Regions from separate parts of the Homo sapiens genome. Here all the other regions are linked to region 1. Evidence: chromatin contacts called from ENCODE Hi-C or POLR2A ChIA-PET data. All regions are on one chromosome and are shown on one strand. The core of a region is the stretch at or near the end of the contact, and the rest is flanking DNA. Distances in the headings are between cores, read along the strand shown.

Region 1 (3,662 bases), core at 343-2,842:
GGAGAATCGCTTGAACCCGGGAGGTGGAGGTTGCAGTGAGCTAAGATCGCACCACTGCACTCCAGCCTGGGCAACAGAGCGCAAGACTCCATCTCAAAAACAAAACAAAACAAAAAACCCCCCAAAAACTATGGATAATAAAGCATGACAGACCTCAAGATGCCAAATGATTTTCTCCTCTGCTGTCATGCCTACAGAGTAACTTCTCCAAGGTCACACATTAAATATGGGCACAGGAACACTCATTCCTTATGCTCAATGACTTTTTCTCACTCCTACATGCTATCAACATAAGGAGGAGTGCCCCAGGGGGCTGACCTTAGCGGGAGGAACGACAGGCTCTCCACCGATCCCATTCTTACCCTGGACCAGGTCTCACCTGCGGCTTGGGGAAGTCACAGAAAGACAAGTTTCGTACAACCCCAGACCTTTTCTTTTGGTAGTCAACAATTGGTCACATTGCACATTTCAAGGTTACAGAGGCCCACCATACACATGCGGGGCAGGAGGAGATAAATCTTGCTTGGGGCTAAACAATAAAGCTACAGCGAGTGTTCCAGAAGTTGACCACATCTGGAAGCAAGAAGACAGACTCTGGAAGAAGCACCCTAGAGACTCCAGGAACCCCCTTCACTCCTGGGCTTTCGGGACTCTACAGCGTGGGGCCTCTTTCTCAGACATCGAAAGGCCTCCTTTTCTGGACCACAGTGGAGCGATGTGCAGGTCATCGGCTAAGCTGGGCGGGTCGGGGAGGGCAGGGGGAGTACAGTTCCTTCGGATCCCAGCAAAGGTAGACTATCAATGGCCAAGGGTTCAGAGGCAGGAAAAAAGGCCGTTTCTGGGGGGTTGGCTGGGGACACTCCCCTTCCCTTCTCTCTCCGATTAAATATAAAAGCCGATGATGATGAAGATTGAAAAGATGAGGAAAATGGCAGCCGTGTCTCGGGTATCCTCCCAGCGGAGGCCTTTCATGGACCGATACTCCTGCCGTTTGCGAAGGGCCTCCCGCCGGGCCCTCAGGCGCCGTTCCCGCTCCAGTTGTTCCCCGTAGTGGGCCTGGTAGAAGGCGTCAAAGTTGAACATCGTGCGGTTGGCGCCGGGGGAGGCCCGAGAACCGTCGTGGGTCCGAGAGGTGGGCGGCGGGGTACGCGGCGAGCCGGGGTCGGGTGCGGGCGTCCTGGAGGGCCGGACGCCAGGTCCGCGCAGGTCCTCGTCGCTGAGTAGGCCGCGATCATACTTGCGACGGAGGGTGGCACTGCCCAGCACCACGTAGGCCTGGGAGATGCGCGTGAAGCGCTCGGCGGCCTCCGCGCTCCCGGAGTTGCGGTCCGGGTGGTAGAGAAAGCACTGACGGTAGTAAGCCGCCTTGATTTGGGCCTGCGTGGCTGTGGAGGGGACGCCGAGCAGATCATACAGCGCCGTGCGCGAATACGAGCAGTCGCCCTGGGAATAAGTCCTCGCTCCTAGGCCCAGGCTGGGTGCAGAATTTTGTGGAAAGCCACGGGCCTGCAGCAACCTCCAAGGTAACAGCCGCTGCCACCATCGCCAGCGCATGGCTGCCATGTTGAATTGATTCGGCAGGCGGTGCAAGAGAAACCGGCCAATGAGAGGAGTCGGTTGGTCGCCCTGTGGCCAGTCACGTAAAGGGGGGGGCGGGGCGGTCGTGGGGGTGGAACATGCGTATTACTAAGCGGTCGCCGGGCTGATGACATAAAAACCGGGTGCCGGCAGGCGCCAGTCGCAGGTGTGCTGCTGAGGCGTGAGAATGGCGTCCCGCGGCCGGCGTCCGGAGCATGGCGGACCCCCAGAGCTGGTAAGTCCCGGGGCCCGCGGACACCCCTCTCCCCACTTCTGCGGCCACCGCGTCTGAATTATTCCTCTACATGCCATTTTCTCTTTTTCGCAGTTTTATGACGAGACAGAAGCCCGGAAATACGTTCGCAAGTGAGGGGAGCCTGAATACTGCGGGGCGTCCGGGGGTCGGGAAGCGGCAAGTTGCCCCTGTTGCTGGCGTTGCCCGGAAAGGCCGTAGAATTTGGGGGTGCGGGAAGGGAAGGACCCGGGTGGGTGCCGATTTCTGTCTCTGGTAAATCAACTTTAAGTTGCCGACCTCTCTGGGCCTCGGTACCTCAGCGTTGAGGTAGGGGTGATCGCGCTTGCTTTCCGTGGGTGGTTTTCAAAGTCGAATGTGACAATTTGTCCTAAACATGTGGTAAAAGAGGCGCTGGGCGGTGGGTACGGGCGAGGGGTCAGTCCTGGTGGGGGGAAGGAAGTAATGGCCGTAGGATGCTTATCGTGGCGCCTTGTTGCCAATAAATCTCCAAGACAGCAGTTGGTGTATTATTGTCTGAATTTCATAGAGGGTAGTTTGTATAACTACTGAGTTGTAGCCAGGTGGGAGTGGCTCACGCGTGTAATCTCAGCAATCGCAGCACTTTGGGAGGCTGAGGCGGGAGGATCGCTTGAGCTCAGGGGTTCGAGACCAGCCTGGGCAACGTAGCGAGCCCCCGTCTCCGCAAGTAATAAAAAAATTAGCCGGGTGTGGTGGCTCCCCTCTGCCTCTCCAGTAGTTGGGACCACAGGCGCGCGCCACTACGCCTGGCTTTTTTTTGTAAATTTTTGTTGCGATGGGGTCTCGCTGTGTTGCCCAAGGTGGCCCAAGCCCAGGGCTCAAGCGATCCTCCCGCCTTCGTCTCCCGAACTGTTGGGATTGCAGGCGTGAGCCAGCGCACCTCGAGTCGTTAAAAAAAAAAAAAAGGGGGGGGGATGGGGGCGGGGGGAAGCTGGCGCGGTGTCTCACGCCTGTAATCGCAACACTTTGGGAGGCTGAGGCAGACGGATCACCTGAGGTCAGGAGTTCGAGACCAGCCTGGCCAACATGGCGAAACTCCAGCTCTACTAAAAATGGAAAAAATTAGCCGGGCGCGATGGCGGGTTTCTGTAACCCCAGCTACTCGGGAGGCTGAGGCAGGAGAATAGCTTGAACCCGGGAGGGGGAGGTTGCAGTGAGCCGACATCACGGCACTGCACTCCAGCCTGGGCGACAGAGCAAGACTTTGTTTCAAAAAAAAAAAAAAAAAAAAAAAAAAAAAAAAAAAAGATACTTTGTGGTTTTTCCGTGCTCTCTCACTGAGAGACTAGCCCTATTTCAGTAAATGGTTACTGGCCGGGCGCTATGGCTCATACCAGTAATCCCAGCCCTGTGGGAGGCGGAGGTGGACGGATCACCTGAGGTCAGGAATTCCGAGACCAACCTGGCCAGCATGGTGAAATCCCGTCTCTACTGAAAATACAGATATTAGCCGGGCCTACGGGAGGCTGAGGCAGGAGAATCACTTGAACCTGAGAGGCAGAGGTTGCAGTGAGCTGCGATCGCACCACTGCACTCCAGCCTTGGCGACAGAGTGAGACCCTGACTCAATAAATAAATAAATAGCTATTGGATACTGTTTCTTTTTTTTAGGGACAGGGTCTCTCTATTGCCCAGGCTGGAGTGCCATGGCATGATCCCTGCCGACTGCAGCCTCAAGCCATCCTCCCCAGCAGCCGGAACTAGAGGCACTCGCCACCACACCGGCTGAAATAGCTTGATAATTTTTTGTGCGTGTGAGACAGGCTCTCATTCTATCGCCCAGGCCGAAGTGCTGCAGTGGCTGCAACCT
Region 2 (3,662 bases), core at 500-2,999, 570 kb after region 1:
GACAGCCAGGCGCAGTGGCTCACACCTGTAATCCTAGCACTTTGTGAGGCTGAGGCGGGTGGATCAATTGAGGTCAGGAGTTTGAGCCCAGTCTGGCCAACATGGTGAAACCTCATCTCTACTTAAAATACAAAAATTAGCTGGATGTGGTGGTGTGCGTCTGTAATCCCAGCTACTTGGGAGGCTAAGGCACAGTAGCTCGAACCTGGGAGGCAGAAGTTGCAGTGAGCTGAGATCATGCATGCCACTATACTCCAGCCCGGGCTACAGAGTGAGACTCTGTTTCAAAAATAAATAATAAATAAATAAAATGTAATAAGATGCCCAAGTGCCATTTGAAAAGTTAAAGGCATGAGAATTGTACAGCATAGGCTTCAAACCTGCCACAGCAGAGAAACACCTGTTGCTGCTGGAGCACGGCCAGCACAGGTCATCTGGAGCAATGTGACACTGTGCTGCAACCCTGTCCGCCCGTCACAAGAGGCCCAGCACATACAGCACTGACATCATTTGGTGTGACAACATGGGTGCAACCAAGCTCCTTTCTCATCCCTTACCTGCCAGTTTCTTTTCTTTTTTTTTTTTTTGGAGACAGAGTTTTGCTCTTGTTGCCCAGGCTGGAGTGCAATGGTGCGATCTTGGGTCACTACCAACCTCAGGTGATCTGCCCACCTCAGCCTCCCAAAGTGCTGGGATTACTGGCGTGAGCCACCATGCCAGGCAAGGATTACCTGCCAGTTTCTGCAGACGTGTGCCAAATACACAGCATAGCTGGCTAGACACCGTAGGCCTAGGCTGGGTACAGTGGCTCATGCCTGTAATCCCAGCACTTTGGGAAGGCGAGGCGGACGGATCACTTGAGATCAGGACTTCGAGACCAGCCTGGCCAACATGGTGAAACCCAGCCTCTACTAAAAACACAAAATTAGCAGGGTGTGATGGTACATGCCTGTAATCCCAGCTACTAGGAAGGCTGAGGCAGAATTGATTGAACCAGGGAGATGCAGGTTGTAGTGAGCAGAAATCACACCACTGCACTCCAGCCTGTGTGACAAAGTGTGACTCCATCTAAAAAAAAAAAATTAACTGGGCATGGTGGTGCGTGCCTGTAGTCCCATCTACTTAGGAGGCTGAGGCAGGGGGATCACTTGAGCCAAGGAGCTGGACATCAGCCTGGGCAACACAGCAAAACCCCCGTCTTGATTTTTTTAAAAAAATTTCAAATGTAAATGTTATTGAACCTAACAGTCAAAATATTATTTTCAACATGTAATCGATATTTTTTTTAAAAGATTGAAGTTTTTGAAAACACTAGGTCATACACTACTATACACAAAAACTTTTGAAAAAACCAACTAGGTCAGAGTAGGTGGCCACCCGGGGTAGCCCTAATTGTCATAAGCATTGTAGTGAGCGAGACTCCGCTCGCAGAGTTTAGACCGGCCACTCTCGATCCATGTCCGTCGCCTTCTTGAAATCATCTCGATGCCACCCGGGGCCTCCTCCTCCCTCGGGATTCCCCAAAACGAGCCCCTGACCCCCGAGTTTCTCCGGAGCACGGCCCGCCACTCGCCCACCCTCACGTCCAAACGCGCCCATTCTTTACGGCCTGGGACCTCACCACGGCAGTTCGTAGTGGCCGGCGCTGCCGGGGGCCTTGCTGAAGGCAGGGGCAGGGTCAGAGTCCTGGGCCTCCACCTCGCCCGCGCCACCACAGACGGCCTCCACCTCCATTCTCGCGCCTCCTCTTCCCGCCACCCGAGGCACCGCCCCTTGACGCCGCCACGCAAGCCCCGCCCCCTGGCTTCCGCCGGGCGCGAGCGGAAGTTACGTACCCGCGCCTCTCTGTGCCTGCGAAGAGGGTTCCGGTGGTGCCCTGGCGGCCATCGCTGGAGGCCGCGGTTGCTATGGGAGACCTGGCGCCCGGCCTGGGAGCGACAGGAAGGCGAGCTGTGGCCGCGACGCCTTCCGAGAAAGCAGGTCGCTCTCGGAACGGACGTTTGTGTGTGGTTTCTGTGGAAGATCCGCTCCGCGGCGGCGTGGGAGGAGCAGGGCCTGGAGGGGTTGCGGCCAAACGCGGGCTTCGGTGTTGGGACACGGACAACGCTGGCGTCCGGGCGCTGCTGGGCAGCGGGGTCCGGGGATGACGTCTGGGGCTGCCCGTGCCCACTTTTCCAGATTGCTCTGAATGTCCTAGTGAGCTGCTCCCGTTGGGTAGGCTCCTGCGCCTCAACCGCGCTCGGTACTCGACGTTTATTATCAGGGAATTCTCGGCTGCAAGATGGGAATTCCACCCCCACCCCATTTTGCAGAGGAGGAAACTGAAACCGTCCTTTTGTCAGATGAAATGCAATGTTCATTCCAGGAAAATAGGGACTCAAGGCCGGTGCGGTGGCTCACCCCTCTAATCCCAGCACTTTGGGGGACAGAGACCGGAAGAGCGATTAAGCCCAGGAGTTCGAGACCAGCCTGGGCAACAAAGTGAGATCCCCGTCTCTACAAAAATAAAAATTAAAAAAGTAGCCGGGCGTGGTGGCGCGCACCTGCAGTTCCAGCTACTCAGGAAGCTGAGGCGGAGGAGTGCTTGAGCCCAGGAGGTGCAGGCTGCAGTGATCTCTGATCACACCACTGCACTCCAACCTGGTCTGCAGCAAGACCCTGTCTCAAAAAAGAAAAAGTAAATACTTCAACCTTGCAAGGGTTTTGAGCATTCTTATGGGCTGTTTTTCTACCCAATCTTTCCTCCCATAGCCCAAATTGTCATAATATTCAATAATGATGATCCCAGAACTTTGGGAGGCTAAGGTGGGAGGATCCCTCAAGCCGAGGAGTTTGAGACCAGCCTGGGCAACATGGTGAGACCCCATCTCTACAAAAAAAATTTTTTAAATTATCCAGTTGTGGTGGTACGCGACAGTAGTCCCAGTTACTCGGGAGGCTGAGGCAGGAGAATCGGTTGAGCCCATGAGGTTGAAGCCACAGTGAACCATGATCAAGTCAATGTACTCCAGCCCCGGGGGACAGAGTGAAATCCTGTTTCTAAAAAAATAAGAAGAAAAGAAAGTAGGTACTTCAGATTCACAAGTGCTTTGACCATTCTTTGTTTTGTTTCTTGTTTTTTGTTTTTGAGATGGAGTCTCACTCTGTCACCCAGACTGGAGTACAGTGGTGTGATCTCAGCTCACTGCAATGTCAGGCTCCCAGGTTCAAGTGATTCTCCTGCCTCAACCTCCCGAGTAGCTGGGACTACAAGCGTGTGCCACCACACCTGGCTAATACTTGTATTTTCAGTAGAGATGGGGTTTCGCCACGTTGACCAGGCTGGTCTCAAACTCCTGACTTCAAGTGATCCGCTTGCCTCAGCCTCCCAAAGTGCTGGGATTACAGGTGTGAGCCACCGCGTCTGGCCAAGCAGTTGGTTTTAACGATAGTATTAACGTATACAGATTCACAACTTAACACAGTGTTTTTCTTTCCATGTAATTTGGAAAAAATGTTTGAATTGGCCATCTCTCCCCTATTCCCCCTTTAAACTGATGGAGCGGTCTTGTCTGTTTTTTCAATCATTATTCACAGGTCTTTTATTTTTCCGGAGGAGAAAATACACACTCCTCTTGAAATATACACTTTTCTTGAAATGTCTCCGCGGTTTTTCCATAGGA
Region 3 (3,662 bases), core at 626-3,125, 530 kb after region 1:
TTTTGTTTTTTTGAGATGGAGTCTCGCTCTGTTGTCCAGGCTGTAGTGCAGTGGCACGATCTTGGCTCACTGCAAACTCCGCCTTCTGGGCTCAAGTGATTCTCCTGCCTCAGCCTCCCAAGTAGCTGGGATTACAGGCACCCACCATCACACCCGGCAAATTTTTGTATTTTTAGTAGAGATGGGGTTTCACCATTTTGGCCAGGCTGGTCTCAAACTCCCGACCTAAATAAGGTGATCCACCTGCCTTGGCCTCCCAAAGTGCTGGGATTACAGATGTGAGCCACCACGCCCGGCCTATTTATTGTTTTTACAGACAGACAGGGTCTTGCTGTCCCCCAGGCTGGAGTGCAGTGGCAGAGTCACGGCTCACTGCAGCCTCCAACTCTTGGGCTCAAGAAATCCTCCCGTTTTGGCCTCCCAAAACACTGGGACTACAGGTGTGTGCCACCACACCCAGCTAATTAAAAAAATTTTTTTAGAGATGGGGTCTCGTTCTGTTGTCCAGGCTGGTCTCAAATTCCTGTTCTCAAGCGATCCTCCTGCCTCAGCCTCCAAAAATGTTAGGATTGCAGGTGCAAGCCACTGCACCTGGCCTCTATCTCCCTGTTTCTTGCTCTCTCCCCATCTGTGTGTGTCTCTGACAGTCTGTGGCTCTCTGTATCTTTCTGTGTGTCTCTCTGTGTGTGTCTTGGTCCATCTCATGCCCAGCTAATTTTTAAATTTTTTGTAGAGATGGGGTTTCACCATGTTGGCCAGGCTGGTCTTGAACTCCAGACCTCAGGTGATTCTCCTGCTTCAGCCTCCCAAAGTGTTGGGATTACAGGCATGAGCCACCGTGCCTGGCCCATGGGTATGAATTTCTGCCTGTGTGTGTCTTCTTCTTTTTTTTTTTTTTTTTGAGATGAAGTCTTGCTCTGTCACCCAGGCTGGAGTGCAGTGGCGCTATCTTGGCTCACTGCAACCTCCACCTCCTGGGTTCAAGCAATTCTCCTGCCTCAGCCTCCCGAGTAGCTGGGATTACAGGCACCCGCCACCACACCCAGATAATTTTTGTATTTTTGGTAGATATGGGGTTTCACCATGTTGGTCAGGCTGGTTTTGAACCCCTGACTTCATGACCTGCCTGCCTTGGCCTCCCAAAGTGCTGGGATTACAGGCATGAGCCACCGCGCCCGGCCCATGGGTGTGAATTTCTGCCTGTGTGTGTCTTTTTAGCGTATGTGTGTCTCCATATCTGCCATCTGCAGGAGCACCTCAGTTTCATTATCTTGCTCCCTGTCTATTGGAGTGTATCTCTCTTCCTCTCTGTGTGACTTTTTGTGTTTATGTGTGTGTTTAGTGTGTGTCCATATTTTCCTGTTCTCTTGTGTCTCTCTGCTGTGTCTCTCTCTTTTTCTTTCTGTTTTTTGAGACGGAGTCTCCCTCTGTCACCCAGGCTGGAGTGCAGTGGTGCGATCTCGGCTCACTGCAACCTCTGCTTCTGAGGTTCAAACGATTCTCCTGCCTCAGCCTCCCGAGTAGCTGGAATTACAGACACATGCCACCATGCCCAGCTAATTTTGTATTTTTAATAGAGACGGGGTTTCACCATGTTGGCCAGGCTGGTCTTAAACTCTTGACCTTACGTGATCCACCCGCCTCGGCCTCCCAAAGTTTTTGGATTACAGGTGTGAGCCACCTCGCCCGGTCCTATCTCTCTTTCTTCTCTTTCTCCCTCTCACTTTGTTTCTCTTCTCTCTCTCTCTCCCGCCTCCTTCCCCCGTCTCCCCTCCCTTCCCCCCACCGCCCTCTTCATAGCTGAGCCTGTCCGGCAGTGCGGCGGATGTACGGATGATTCAGTGGCTGGCAGGAAGCCCGCCCTGCCCGCCCGCCAGTGTCAGTGGTGTTGGCATCAGCTTGGGCAGGTGTGCGGGCTCAGGATGGGGCGGCCGTGGTGAGGAACCCTGGACTCTCAGGTAAGCCTTTCCCAGGGGTGCCTCAGTCCTCAGGCTGTCCCCCATCCCCCAGGAGCTCCTGGCCCCACTGGGTGGGGTGGGAAGAGGCCTGGATGCCTGGCGCCCCCTCCCGCAGCCCCACTCTCACCCTGGCACCAGGCTCTGTGGCACTTCAGGGGTCAGTTTGTTTCTGGGCTTCTGGCCACTCTCTTGCCCTCGCCTTCCCCTGTCCAGCCTGTGTAGCCTTGGGACATCCCAGGGTGGTCCCATCATTGCCAGAGACTGGTGAAGTAAGTGGCCGAGAGCCAAAACAGTGGCTGCCCTGGCCTGGGAGCCTCGGTTTCCTCATCCGTGAAATGGGACTGTAACCCCCTACACAGGTCAGGGGAAAACGGTGGGATTACAGGCCAGGGCCCAGGTCTTGCCCCAGGTCAGGTGAAGAACCCCCACTGCCTCCCTGCCCAGCCCCCTACCTGGCCCTCAACTCTGTCCCTGGGACCAGGGCTGCTCAGGCCCCTCCTGCACCCGCCCGCCTCCCTCTCTCCCTCCCAGCTAGGCTCATTTGAAGCCCAGAGTTATTTGGAAAAAGCAACAGGACCAGCCGGGCACGGTGGCTCAACCTGTAATCCCAGCATTTGGGGAGGCCAAGGCGGGAGGATCATTTGAAGTCAGGAGCTGGAGACCAGCCTGAGCAACATAGTGAGACTCCCATCTCTTTAAAAAATAAAAATAAAAAAATATAATTAAAAACTAAATGAAAAAACCAACAGACCCCAGAGCAGAGTCCAGTGGATAAAGCCATCCAGGGCTTCAAGCCAGGCTGCCCCCTCCCCAACCCCAGTGTCCCCAACCACAGCTCAGCTCGGAGAAGGCTGGGAGAACCGGCAGGGTGGTCTCGAGCGTCCTTCCAGGCGGGATTCAGACACTGTAGCTCCTCCAGCCCAGCCCCGAGAACTTCCCCGAAGCCAGCTCTTGGCAATCGTTGTTCATATGAAAACTGCCCACTTCCCTTTAGTGCTATTTTGGCCTCTGCAGAACCGTGGTCTGTGGCAGCCCCCACTCCCCACCCCGCCCAGCCCTGCCGGCCCCTGGGGGCCTCAGAGGGTCCACCCTCCGCTCCCTCCACCTCAGCCCACCTGCTTTCAGAACCTGGATGGGAGAGTGAAAGTGAGAGCGAGACAGAGACACAAAGGGAGACAGAGACAGAGAGAGAGCACAGAATTTTTTTAAACGGAGTCTCACTCTGTTGTCCAGGCTGGAGTGCAGTGGCGTGATCTCGGCTCACTGCAACCTCCACCTCCCAGGTTCAAGCAGTTCTCCTGCCTTACCCTTCCAAGTAGCTGGGGACTACAGGCACGTGCTACCACACCTGGCTAATTTTTTATTTTTTATTTATTTTTTATTTTTTGGAGACAGTCTTGCTCTGTCTCCCAGGCTGGGAGTGCAGTGGTGCAATCTTGGCTCACTGCAAGCTCCACCTCCCGGGTACATGCCATTCTCCTGCCTCAGCCTCCCGAGTAGCTGAGACTAGAGGCGCCTGCCACCACGACCGGCTAATTTTTTGTATTTTTAGTAGAGACGGGGTTTCGCCATGTTAGCCAGGATGGTCTCAATCTCCTGACTTTGTGATCTGCCTGCCTCGGCCTCCCAAAGTGCTGGGATTACAGGTGTGAGCCACCGTGCCTGGCCTAATTTTTTATTTTTAGTAGAGACAGGGTTTCACCA

What was found. A loop is a pair of places that touch in the nucleus more often than their neighbours do. ChIA-PET counts read pairs that join two places held with the same protein, here RNA polymerase II (POLR2A). Pooled maps may share reads with other maps.
Region 2: a loop to region 1 is called in a map of B cell, with 7 times the contacts of the local background. The contact joins the promoter of RFC2 here to the promoter of DNAJC30 in region 1. A Hi-C loop is called at or near these places in 2 of 168 maps with a recorded cell type or tissue (B cell and ovary) and 6 of 50 pooled maps. POLR2A ChIA-PET finds 5 or more read pairs at or near these places in 1 of 52 experiments (B cell).
Region 3: a pooled map shows a loop between it and region 1 (4-fold over the local background). The contact joins the promoter of LAT2 here to the promoter of DNAJC30 in region 1. A Hi-C loop is called at or near these places in 1 of 50 pooled maps. POLR2A ChIA-PET finds 5 or more read pairs at or near these places in 3 of 52 experiments (HCT116, Panc1 and WTC11).

The regions. Positions count from the first base shown.
Region 1 is chr7:73,681,861-73,685,522 of GRCh38, forward strand. It overlaps DNAJC30 (DnaJ heat shock protein family (Hsp40) member C30), which reads right to left and starts at 1,593. Exons shown (of 1, transcript NM_032317.3): 1 at 1-1,593. The coding sequence starts at 1,563. The coding sequence ends at 883. It overlaps BUD23 (BUD23 rRNA methyltransferase and ribosome maturation factor), which reads left to right and starts at 1,737. Exons shown (of 12, transcript NM_017528.5): 1 at 1,737-1,813; 2 at 1,907-1,944. The coding sequence starts at 1,766. RefSeq lists enhancers at 1,015-1,104, 1,345-1,514, 2,445-3,294, 3,295-3,662.
Region 2 is chr7:74,252,650-74,256,311 of GRCh38, forward strand. It overlaps RFC2 (replication factor C subunit 2), which reads right to left and starts at 1,750. Exons shown (of 11, transcript NM_181471.3): 1 at 1,622-1,750. The coding sequence starts at 1,734. RefSeq lists enhancers at 782-1,384, 1,385-1,987, 1,424-1,653, 1,988-2,590, 2,064-2,143 and 2 more and a silencer at 1,704-1,823.
Region 3 is chr7:74,208,131-74,211,792 of GRCh38, forward strand. LAT2 (linker for activation of T cells family member 2) reads left to right here and starts at 1,876. Exons shown (of 14, transcript NM_032464.3): 1 at 1,876-1,958. RefSeq lists enhancers at 1,360-1,469, 2,690-2,809 and silencers at 1,750-1,799, 2,910-2,999.